Linked DNA regions of Homo sapiens: region 1 is linked to region 2. Evidence: read pairs that join two places in POLR2A ChIA-PET (ENCODE). Cell type or tissue: A673. All regions are shown on one strand. Each heading gives the region's core, and the rest is flanking DNA. Links, peaks and the distances in the headings are about the cores only.

Region 1 (5,386 bases), core at 53-5,052, 65 kb after region 2:
GAGATGGAAATAGCAGACCAGAAAAGTGTTGATCCTTGCTAGCCATCTACTAGACTAAATGCAAATGAAGGGAAGCTAATGAATCAATACACTGGTGCTGGAAACTGACACAGACAATGTGACTTAATAAAACCCTTTAGAGGAACCAAATGAGACAGTGTACAAAAGCGTCAGCACAGTTCTGAAACTTTTAAGTTCAGCTTTCTCTGGTATAAACAAAAAGGAGAAGGGACATACAAAAATGAAGGAAAGCTTCTTGTGAGATAAGATTTTTAATCATTATTTGCAACATTTGATTTTTTAAATTTATTTTTTCACTTTTTTTTAAAATATAAAAACAAGGTCTTTATATGTTGCCCAGACTGGCCTTGAACTCCTAACCTCAAGCAATCCTCCCACCTTGACTTCCCAAAGTGCTGGGACAACACATGTGAGCCACTGTGCTCAGCCCCCAAATTGATTTTTTTCTTTTCTTTAACAAAAACCCATCCTTGGGGCAGCCGTCTTCAGCTGTATCCAGTTTGCCCAACCCCTTGTCACTCTGCCTTTCCTTCTCAAAACACTTTTCTCTCTTCAGACACCTTTGTGCCTCTGATTCTGGGGCTTCCTGATATTGCTGGAGAAAACTGTACACCTGGATTGATTTGCAGGAAAAAGTAATTTGAGTGACGCAGCCTCAGTGAGATCTCTGTTGTTTTCCATCCTGTTCTCCAGGAATCCTGTCACCTTCCCTACTGAGCCAAGCCAAGCCTTTTTCACTTGCTTCAAATCCCATCCCAGTTCTGGAGCTTTCACACTAAGAAACCTGGAGACTCCTCAAATGTGCTCAATATCCCCTTCATTCTACTGCCATACATATGTATTTATATATATACATATATATATTATGTATACTATATGTATATATAAAAATATATACATATGAATATAATTTATAAATATATATATTTATTATAGAAATACATTATGTTTATATAAATATAATGTATAAAAATACATATATATACACACACATACGCATAGAGAGACAAGGTATCTGTTGTCCAGGCTGGAATGCAGTGGTGCCATCACAGCTCACTGCAACTTCCGCCTCCCAGGATTAAGTGATCCTCCCAACCTCAGCTTCCCAAATAGTTGGGACTACAGGCACACACCACCATGCCTAGCTTATTGATTGAATGATTGATTGGTAGAGATGGGGTGTCACAATGTTGCCCAGGCTTGTCACGAACTCCTGGGCTTAAGTGATCTGCCTGCCTCAGCCTCCCAAAGTGCTAGGATTATAGGTGTGAGCCACCATGCTTGGCCCTACCTCCATATTTTTAATTTCCAACCCATTTTTCTATGTGGCTGGCATGGCCCACGGTGAGGTTTCATAACCTTTACTGCAATGTCCCAACACCTTTGTCCTTAAAACTTTCTTACATTCCTTTAAAATTTATGGAAATAGCTTAATCTCTTTAAACTTGAAATTTATCATAAGAATAGAATAAAGGGGCCGGGCGTGGTGGCTCATGCCTGTAATCCCAGCACTTTGGGAGGCCGAGGCAGGCAGATCATGAGGTCAGGAGTTCGAGACCATCCTGGCTAACACGTGAAACCCCGTCTCTACTAAAAATACAAAAAATTAGCCAGGTGTGGTGGCGGGCGCCTGTAGTCCCAGCTATTCAGGAGGCTAAGGCAGGAGAATGGCGTGAACCCGGGAGGCGGAGCTTGCAGTGAGCCAAGATCGCACTGCTGCACTCCAGCCTGGGCAACAGAAGTGAGACTCCGTCTCAAAAAAAAAAAAGAATAGAATAAAGGAGGTAAATGTTTCTCAGTTTGTTGTCATATAAGCATATGGTACAAAAAGCTTAAAAATTTGACTCATCTGTTGTAGATTTTATTCAGTCCCGACTGGGAAGCAAGAAACTTACAAATAGCCTTATATGAGTCATCACTTATATGAGTCATCACTTACATTTAAATCGTTTCCCTTTTTTTTCCTTTTTTTTTTTTTGAGATGTGAAAATAATGGAAATCTTAAGTTGCCCTGGTATGTAGGCCCACTATTTGCTAGTTAAGCAAGAGAGAACTCAAACTTCATTGTCTCAAAAACCATTCACATTTGACCATTGACAGATCATTTAAGAAGACAATCTTACATTGACTTCCTCTCATTCATGGAATTGGTTTTAAAGAATGGACTCTGTGTCCATTCATTTGCCATACCAAGGTATTCCTGAAAGGAGTAAAAGATGCATGAGCACTTCAGTTGTGATGTCAGCACTTATTTTCCAGGAAAAAAAAAATTCTCTTTAAGAAAAGTAAAACTTCAGCCAGGCGCAGTGGCTCACCCCTGTAGGCCAAGGCGGGCAGATCACTTGAGGTCAGGAGTTTGCGACCAGCCCAACCAACATGGTGAAACCCCGTCTCTACTAAAGATACAAAAATTAGCCAGATGTGATGGCGCATACCTGTAATGCCAAGCTACTCGGGAGGCTGAGGTAGAAGAATCGCTTGAGCCGGGAGGCAGAGGTTGCAGTGAGCCAATATCATGGCGCTACACTCCAGTCTGGGCAACAAGAGCGAAACTCTGTCTCAGAAAAAAAAAAAAAAAAAAAAAAAAGCCAGGCATGGTGGTTCATGCCTGTAATCCCAGCTACTTGGAAGGCTGAGGTAGGAAAATCACATGAGCCAGGGAGGCAGAGGTTGCAGTGAGCTGAGACCACGCCACTGCACTGCACTCCAGCCTGGACAACAAGAGCAAAACTCCGTCTCAAAAGAAAAAAAAAAACCCCAAGAACAACAAAAAAAATTAGCCAGGCGTGGTGGCGCATGTCTGTAATCCTAGCTACTCAGGAGGCTGAGGCAGGAGAACTGCTTGAATCTGGGAGACAGAGGTTGCAGTGAGCCAAGATCGTGCCACTGCACCCCAGCCTGGGCAACAGAGCAAGATTCCATCTCAAAAAAAAAAAAAAGTAAAACTTGGCCAGGCGCAGTGGCTCACACCTGTAATCCCAGCACTTTGGGAGCCTGAGGCAGGTGGATCACTTGAGGTCAGGAGTTTGAGACCATCCTGGCCAACATGATGAAACCCTGTCTCTACTAAAAATACAAAAATTATCCGGGTGTGGTGGCACACACCTGTAATCCCAGCTACTTGGGAGGCTGAGGCAGGAGAATCACTTGAGCCCGGATGATGGAGGCTGCAGTGAGCCAAGATCACGCCCCTGCACTCCAGTCTGGACGACAAGAGTGAAACTCCATCTCAAAATAATAATAATAATAATATTAATAATAATAATATCGGAAGTTTCCCAGCAAAAGTAGATAACTTGCCTTCTGTTGCATTACCCAGTTCCCTGCCTAGGTTCTGTGTTCAGTACAGTATTGAAGTATATCTAAACAGGTACATCAGTGAAAGATAAACTCTGATTGCAAGGAAATGAGCCTATTCTTTAAAAAAAAAAAAAACCTGCTTGGGCCAGGCATGGTGGCTCACACCTGTAATCCCAGCACTTTGGGAGGCTGAGGCAGGCGGATCATGGGGTCAGGAGATTGAGACCATCCTGGCTAACGCAGTGAAACCCTGTCTCTAGTAAAAAATACAAAAAATTAGCCAGGCGTGGTGGTGGGCACCTGTAATAGTCCCAGCTACTCGGGAGGCTGAGGCAGGAGAATGGGGTGAACCCAGGAGGCGGAGCTTGCAGTGAACCAAGATTGCACCACTGCACTCCAGCCTGGGTGACAGAGCGAGACTCCTCTCAAAAAACAAAACAAAACAAAACAAAGCAAAACCTGCTCAGCCAGATGTGGTGGCTGACACCTGTAAACTCAGCGCTTTGGAAGGCTGAAGTGGGCGGATCACTTGAAGGCAGAAGTTTGAGACCAGTCTGGGCAACAAAGTGACACCTCTCCCCACCTTCGACTCTACAAAAAATAAAAAATTCTCTAGATGTAGTGGTGGATGCCTATAGTCCCAGCTACATGGGAGGCTGAAACAGGAGGATCACTTAGGAGGACCACTTGAGCCCAGAAGTTTGAGGCTGTGGTGACCCATGATTCCACCACTGCACTCCAGCCTGGGTGACAAAATGAGACCCTGTCTCTAAAAAACAAAACAAAAACCTTTTTTACTGAAGTGGGATTGACATGTAATAGACTTCACATACAAGTAGATATATATATACATCTATGAAATCATCACAATTAAGATAATGAAATTTATTCTTCTACCTCTTTATAATTCCTCCCTCTCATTCCTCCCCATAGCTTCCTCATATCCCCCTGCTCCTGTCCCCAAGCAATCATGGGTACTTACTGCTTTCTGTTACTATAGATCAGTTTGTATTTTCTAGAATTTTATATGGATGGAATCTTTCAATAGATACTTTTTTCTTTCTTTATTATTATTATTATTATTATTTTACTTTAAGTTCCAGGATACAAGTGCAGAACATACAGGCTTGTTACCTAGGTATACGTGCACCACGGTGGTTTGCTATACCTATCAACTGGTCATCTAGGTGTTGAGCCCCGCACGCATTAGCTATTTGTCCTAATGCTCTCCTTCCCCTCGCCACCCACCTCCTGACTGGCCCTGGTGTGTGTTGTTTGCCTCCTGGTGTCCATGTGTTCTCATTGTTCAACTCCTGCTTATGGATACTCTTTTTTTCATCTGGCGTCTTTCACTCATCCTAATGAATGGGATTAATGGAACAACTGGAAATTCATCCATGTTGTATCAACAATTTATTCCTTTTTATAGCTGACTAGTATTCAGTTGTAATGATATATCAACATTTCTCCATTCACCTATTGATGGACATTTGAGTTATCTTCAGCTTCTGACTATTATAAGTAAAGCTGCTATGAACATTTATATACAAGTCTTTGTATGGATATATGTTTTCATTTTTACCTAAGAATGAAATGGCTAGATTATATGGTAGGTGTATGTTTAACATTTTAAGAAACTGCCAAACAATTTTTCAAAAGTAGTTGTACAATTTTACATTCCCACCAACAATGAGAGTTGCAATTCCTCCACATCCTTGCCAGTACTTGGTATGATCAGTCTTTTTAATATTAGCCATTCCAATAGATGGGTAGTGGTATCTCCATTATGGTTTTAGTTCACATTTTTCTAATAACCAATTATGTTGAACACCTTTTCATATGCTTATTTTTCACCTATATATCTTCTTCTGTTAAGTAGGTTTTCACATTTTTCTCTCTCTTTCCCTCTATCCCCCTTTTTACATATTGGACTTTGAGAGTTCTTTATTCTGGATACAAGTATTTTATCAGATATGATCTGAAAATACTTTCTTCCAATCTGTGGCTTGTCTTCTTTTTTTCTTAACAGTGTCTTTTCAAGAACAGAAGTTTTTAATTTTGATAA
Region 2 (5,386 bases), core at 320-5,319:
GAAAGGATGGGCCAAATTAACGACCAAAGTTGTTTACATTCATACCATCTCTGTGTTTTTGAGGCTACACAAAAATCATATTACAAACCGTCCAACCACAAATCTCAACATTTGTGTTTCTCTTTCTGCTCAATAGGGGATGTCCCACCTAACAACTTTCTAGCACTTTAACAAAAAAAAAACTCACCCATCCTTTCCTCTGGTTCCTTCTGCCTCCTGACCCACCCTGGTGCTTCCCCATGTGGTCCTGCATAGTATGGTGCGCCTGCTGTTTCAGAAGAACTGTGAGTAACACATTTTCAATAATATTGGCCTCTCTGTGTCATTCATACCTATAAATTAAATTCCAGTATATTTTATTTATTTGTTTATTTTTTTAAGTCAGGGTCTCACTCTATCTCACTCTAGCTAGGACTATAGGTGCGTGTCACCACGCCTGGCTACTTTTTGTGTTTTTTGGTAGAGATGGGGTTTCATCATGTTGGCCAAGCTGGTCTCGAACTCCTGATCTCAAGTGATCTGCCAGCCTTGCCTGCCTCAGCCTACCAAAGTGCTGGGATTACCTGGTACATTTTAAAACAATATTCTAGTTCTCTCCTCACATAGAGCCTAAAAGGAAGAACACCCCAATAGAAAGAACATATCTAGTAGTGCACATATTTTATTTTCTAAGTACATTCACTAATAAAAGGAACCAGGGTTCCCTGATAAAATTATTGATTCCACGACTGAGATAACAAAAGTAAAGATGAGCCCAGAAATTTTTTTTTTTTGAGACGGAGTCTCGCCCTGTCATCCAGGCTGGAGTGCAGTGGCGCAATCTCAGCTCACTGCAACCTCCGCCTCCCGGGTTCAAGCAATTCTCCTGCCTCAGCCTCCCTAGCAGCTGGGACTACAGGTGTGTGCCACTATGCCCGGCTAATTTTTATATTTTTAGTAGAGACAAGGTTTCACTATGTTGGCCAGGCTGGTCTCGAACTCCAGACCTCAGGTGACCCACCAGCCTCGGCCTCCCAGAGTGCTAGGATTATAGGCGTGAGCCACCTCGCCCAGCCCACAGAAAATCTTATTATTCCAAAAAGTAAGAAAAAAAGTGATCAAAGAATGATGGGGACATGACCAGGCGTGGTGGCTCATGCCTATAATCTCAGCACTTTGGGAAGCCAAGGCGGGCGGATCACCTGAGGTCAGGAGTTCGAGACCAGCCTGACCAACATGGTGAAATCCTGTCTCCACTAAAAATAGAAAAATTGCCAGGCGCGGTGGCTCACGCCTGTAATCCCAGCACTTTGGGAGGCCGAGGTGGGCGGATCACAAGGTCAGGAGATCGAGACCATCCTGGCTAACACAGTGAAACCCCGTCTCTACTAAAAATACAAAAAAATTAGCCGGGCATGGTGGCGCATGCCTGGAGGCTGAGACAGGAGAATGGCGTGAACCCGAGAGGCGGAGCTTGCAGTGAGCCGAGATCGCGCCACTGCACTCCAGCCTGGGCGACGGAGCAAGACTCCGTCTCAAAAAATAAAAAAAATAAAAACAAAAATAGAAAAATTAGCCAGGTGTGGTGGCAGGTGCCTACAATCCCAGCTACTTGGGTGGCTGAGGCAGGAGGATCGCTTGAACCTGGGAGGTGGAGGTTGCAGTGAACAAAGAGCACGCCATTGCACCCCAGCCTGGGCAACAAGAGCAAAACTCTGTCTCAAAAAAAAAAAAAAAAAAAAAAAGAATGATGAGGACATGGAAAAAGGACACAGGAGCCAGCCTGAAAGGGTTCCCACTGGCCAAATTTGGGACAATTTGAATATCAAAAAATACATGAAAAAGGAACAAAATAAGAATCAATGAGGCTGTGCTCATATGTTTAAAAGATTTTTAAACAAACAAAAACAAAGACAAAAACCAGAGAGAGAAAGCTTTTCCTTAGAGTGAAATAGCAAGTGATTGGCTGGGCACGGTGGCTCAAGCCTGTGATCCCAGCACTTTGGGAGGCCAAGGTGGGCAGATCATCTGAGGTCAAGAGTTCAAGACCAGCCTAGCCAACATGGTGAAACCCCATCTCAACTAAAAATACAAAAATTAGTAGGGCATGATGGCGGGTGCCTGTAACCCCAGCTACTTGGGAGGGTGAGGTGGCAGAATCACGTGAACCTGGGAGGCAGAGGTTGCAGTGAGACGAGATCACGCCATTGCACTCCAGCCTGGGTGACAAAGCGAGACTCCGTCTCAAAAAAAAAAAAAAAAAAAAAGAAATGCCAAGTGATGAATTCAGAAGAAATAATGAAATTTTTTAAATTTACCATCTAGCAACCACTATAATAACTGATTCAGGCACAAATCACCAATGGATGGTAAAACTAGCAAGCAAAAATTTGATGAGAAATAAGCTATTTATATAGTCTCAAAGCATCACCCCACAAAATGCATTATTACTTACTAACCAGTAAGTATGAAATACCTCTAAACTAATTTTACAAAAACTTGCCAGCCAACATCTTAACCAAGTGGTAAAATTAAACATAACCAGTAATTGGACAAATTGACATGAACCTCTTGATACGATGCAGTGAGAAGAACATAATATCGTGTCTTTGGTATTCCTGCCACAAATGCATAACCTAAATCTATTCAAAAGGAAACATCAGACTAACCCAAATTGTGGGACTTGCTACAAAATAATTCTCTACTCTTCAAAAATATTAGGATCACTGAAAATAAGGAAAGACTGAGAACTATTCTAGATTAAAAGAGACTGAACAGACATGACAACTAAACGCAAGGCATAATCCTGAATGGTCCCTGAATCAGAAATAAGTGAAGGGGAAAGGGAAGTTTTTCTGCTTTTGTTTTCTTGAGGGAATTTTGTTGGTTTCTGTTGTTTTGTTTTTGCTATAAAAGACATAATTGGAAGATCAGTGAAATTTGAGTAGGGTCTGTGAATCAGATGGCAGTATTATATCAATATTTATTTCCTGATTTTATAGGAGAGTATCCTTGTTTTCAGGAAACACACCCTGATTTATGGGTAATACAGCATTATGTTTGCAACTTATTTCTCAAATGATTCAGAAAAATTACATAGATGGGTGAAGTGAGAAAGAGAAGACGCAATTGTACAACATTAACAACCTGTGGAATCTGGGTAAACTAGGCCAAATGGCAAATAAATACCAACAATTTCCAAAGGACTGAAAGTGCATGTAGGCCGTATTCTTTGCGTGTGTGTGTTTTCGTTTGTTTTTTGTTTTTGTTTTTGAGACGGAGTCTCCCTCTGTTGCACAGGCTGGATTGCAGTGGCACTATCTCGGCTCACTGCAACCTCCACCTCCCGGGTTCAAGCGATTCTCCTGCCTCAGCCTCCCTAGTAGCTGGGATTACAGGCACCCACCACCATGCCCGGCTAAATTTTTTTTGTATTTTTAGTAGAGACAGGGTTTCACCATGTTGGCCAGGCTGGTCTTGAACTCATGACCTCAAGTGATCCCCCTGCCTCAGCCTCCCAAAGTGCTGGGATTACAGGTGTGAGCCACCGTGCCCAGCCTATAGACCATATTCTTTAACCACAATGTATAATCTATAAATCCGTTACAAAAAGATAACTAGAAAAAACCTATTTGAAAATAAGAGACACTTATAAATACATACAGATCAAAGAAAAAAACAGAATGAAAATCAGAAAATAGCCTGATCTCTTATTGAAAAAACTGAACCAAAATATCGGTAATTTGACTCCATCAACACATAACATAAAAAAGACATTGTACATCATGATCAAGTTGTGCTGAACATTAAAAATTGGTTAATAAGCCGGGTGCGGTAGCTCACACCTGTAATCCCAGCACTTTGGAAGGCCAAGGCAGGTGGATCACTTGAGGCAGGAGTTCGAGAACAGCCTGGCCAAGATGGGGAAACCCCATCTCCACTAAAACTTCAAAAATTAGCCAGACTAATTCCAGGTGTTTGGTGGTGCACATCTGTAATCCCAGCTACTTGGGAGGCTGAGGCACGAGAATTGCTTGAACGCAGGAGGCTAAGTTTGCAGTGAGCCAGGATCGTGCCATTGCACTCCAGCCTGGGTGACAGAGCAACACTCTGTCTCAAAAAAAATAAAATAAAATAAAATACAGTTATCAATACTACAGTTGTCATGACAATCTTAAAATGAGGAAAATCAATCCCTGATCTGGAAGAGTTCAGGAGCCTTCAGCAATTACGTGATATTTCAGCTGGGTCTAAAAGAATATGTAGTAGGCTGGGTGTGGTGGCTCACACCTGTAATCCCAGCACTTATGCACTTTGGGAGGCTGAGGTGGGTGGATCACTTGAGGTCAGGAGTTCTAGACCAGCCTGGCCAATATGGTGAAGCCCCATCTCTACCAAAAATACAAAAATTAGCTGGGTGTGGTGACGCATGCCTGTAGTCCCAACTACTCAGGAGGCTGAGGCACGAGAATCACTTGAACCTGGGAGGCAGAGGTTGCAGTGAGCCAAGATTATACCACTGCACTCCAGCCTGCTGACAGATCAAGACTCTGTCTAAAATAAATAAATAAATAAATAACAAGTAATAGTATAGTTATTTAGGCTTTTGTTTAATGAATTCAGTTTCAAAGAGAAAGACAAACTACTTTTTTTTTTTTTTTTTGGGTGAAGGAGTCTCGCTCTGTCGCCCAGGCTGGAGTGCAGTGACGTGATCTCTGCTCACTGCAAGCTCCGCCTCCCGGGTTCACCCCATTCTCCTGTCTCAGCCTCCCGAGTAGCTGGGACTACAGGCGCCCGTCACCACGCCTGGCCAATTTATTTGTATTTTTAGTAGAGACGGGGTTTCACCGTGTTAGCCAAGATGGTCTTGATCTCCTGACCTCGTGATCCACCCGCCTCAGCCTCCCAAAGTGCTGGGATTACAGGCATGAGCCACCAGGCCTGGCTCTCAAACTAAATCTTATACGTACAATCTTTGACAGTCCTTTCACAGTTAAAGTGAAGATCACAAACTGGTAGCACAGTGGGCTAAAAAAAAAAAAATTGGCCAGCACAGTGGCTCATGCCTATAATTCTAGCACCTTGGGAGGCCAAGGCTGGAAGATCACTTGAGCCCGGGAGTTCAAGACCAGCTCAAGCAACACAGCAAGACTCCATCTCTAAAAAAACACAAAAAAACTGAAGTTGAACTCATTTAGACCAGCCTTGGAAACTCCAGTGTGGCACAGGACCCAACAGATTTACTTCTCTCATTCACACTGACTACATAGCCTTGAAAAACGTATTTGGGTTTGGAACCCCTGACTCACTTAATGCCAAAAATAAGCAGGATTATGGGGAGGAGAAGAGAAGGAAGAGGCATTTTCAAAACCTGCTGAGTTTTGAGGGCATTATAGAGGCTGAAAGT

The links. ChIA-PET counts read pairs that join two places held together with the same protein. Peaks named below come from ENCODE experiments on the same cell type or tissue, not always from the same donor. Only the 100,000 strongest peaks of a DNase experiment are listed, where the experiment ranks them.
Region 1: POLR2A ChIA-PET joins it to region 2 with 14 read pairs; 5 of 35 experiments call an interaction of 5 or more read pairs at or near these places.

The regions. Positions count from the first base shown.
Region 1 is chr20:2,828,732-2,834,117 of GRCh38, reverse strand. No RefSeq gene overlaps it. Among named protein-coding and RNA genes, the nearest start is that of PCED1A, 9.2 kb to the left of the region's middle. RefSeq lists an enhancer at 1,650-2,150. In A673, for the core only: no CTCF peak of the experiment used is centred there; a DNase peak (open chromatin) is centred at 1,937.
Region 2 is chr20:2,894,245-2,899,630 of GRCh38, reverse strand. The region is part of intron 1 of PTPRA (protein tyrosine phosphatase receptor type A); the gene reads right to left. Among named protein-coding and RNA genes, the nearest start is that of PTPRA, 23 kb to the right of the region's middle. In A673, for the core only: no CTCF peak of the experiment used is centred there; no DNase peak of the experiment used is centred there.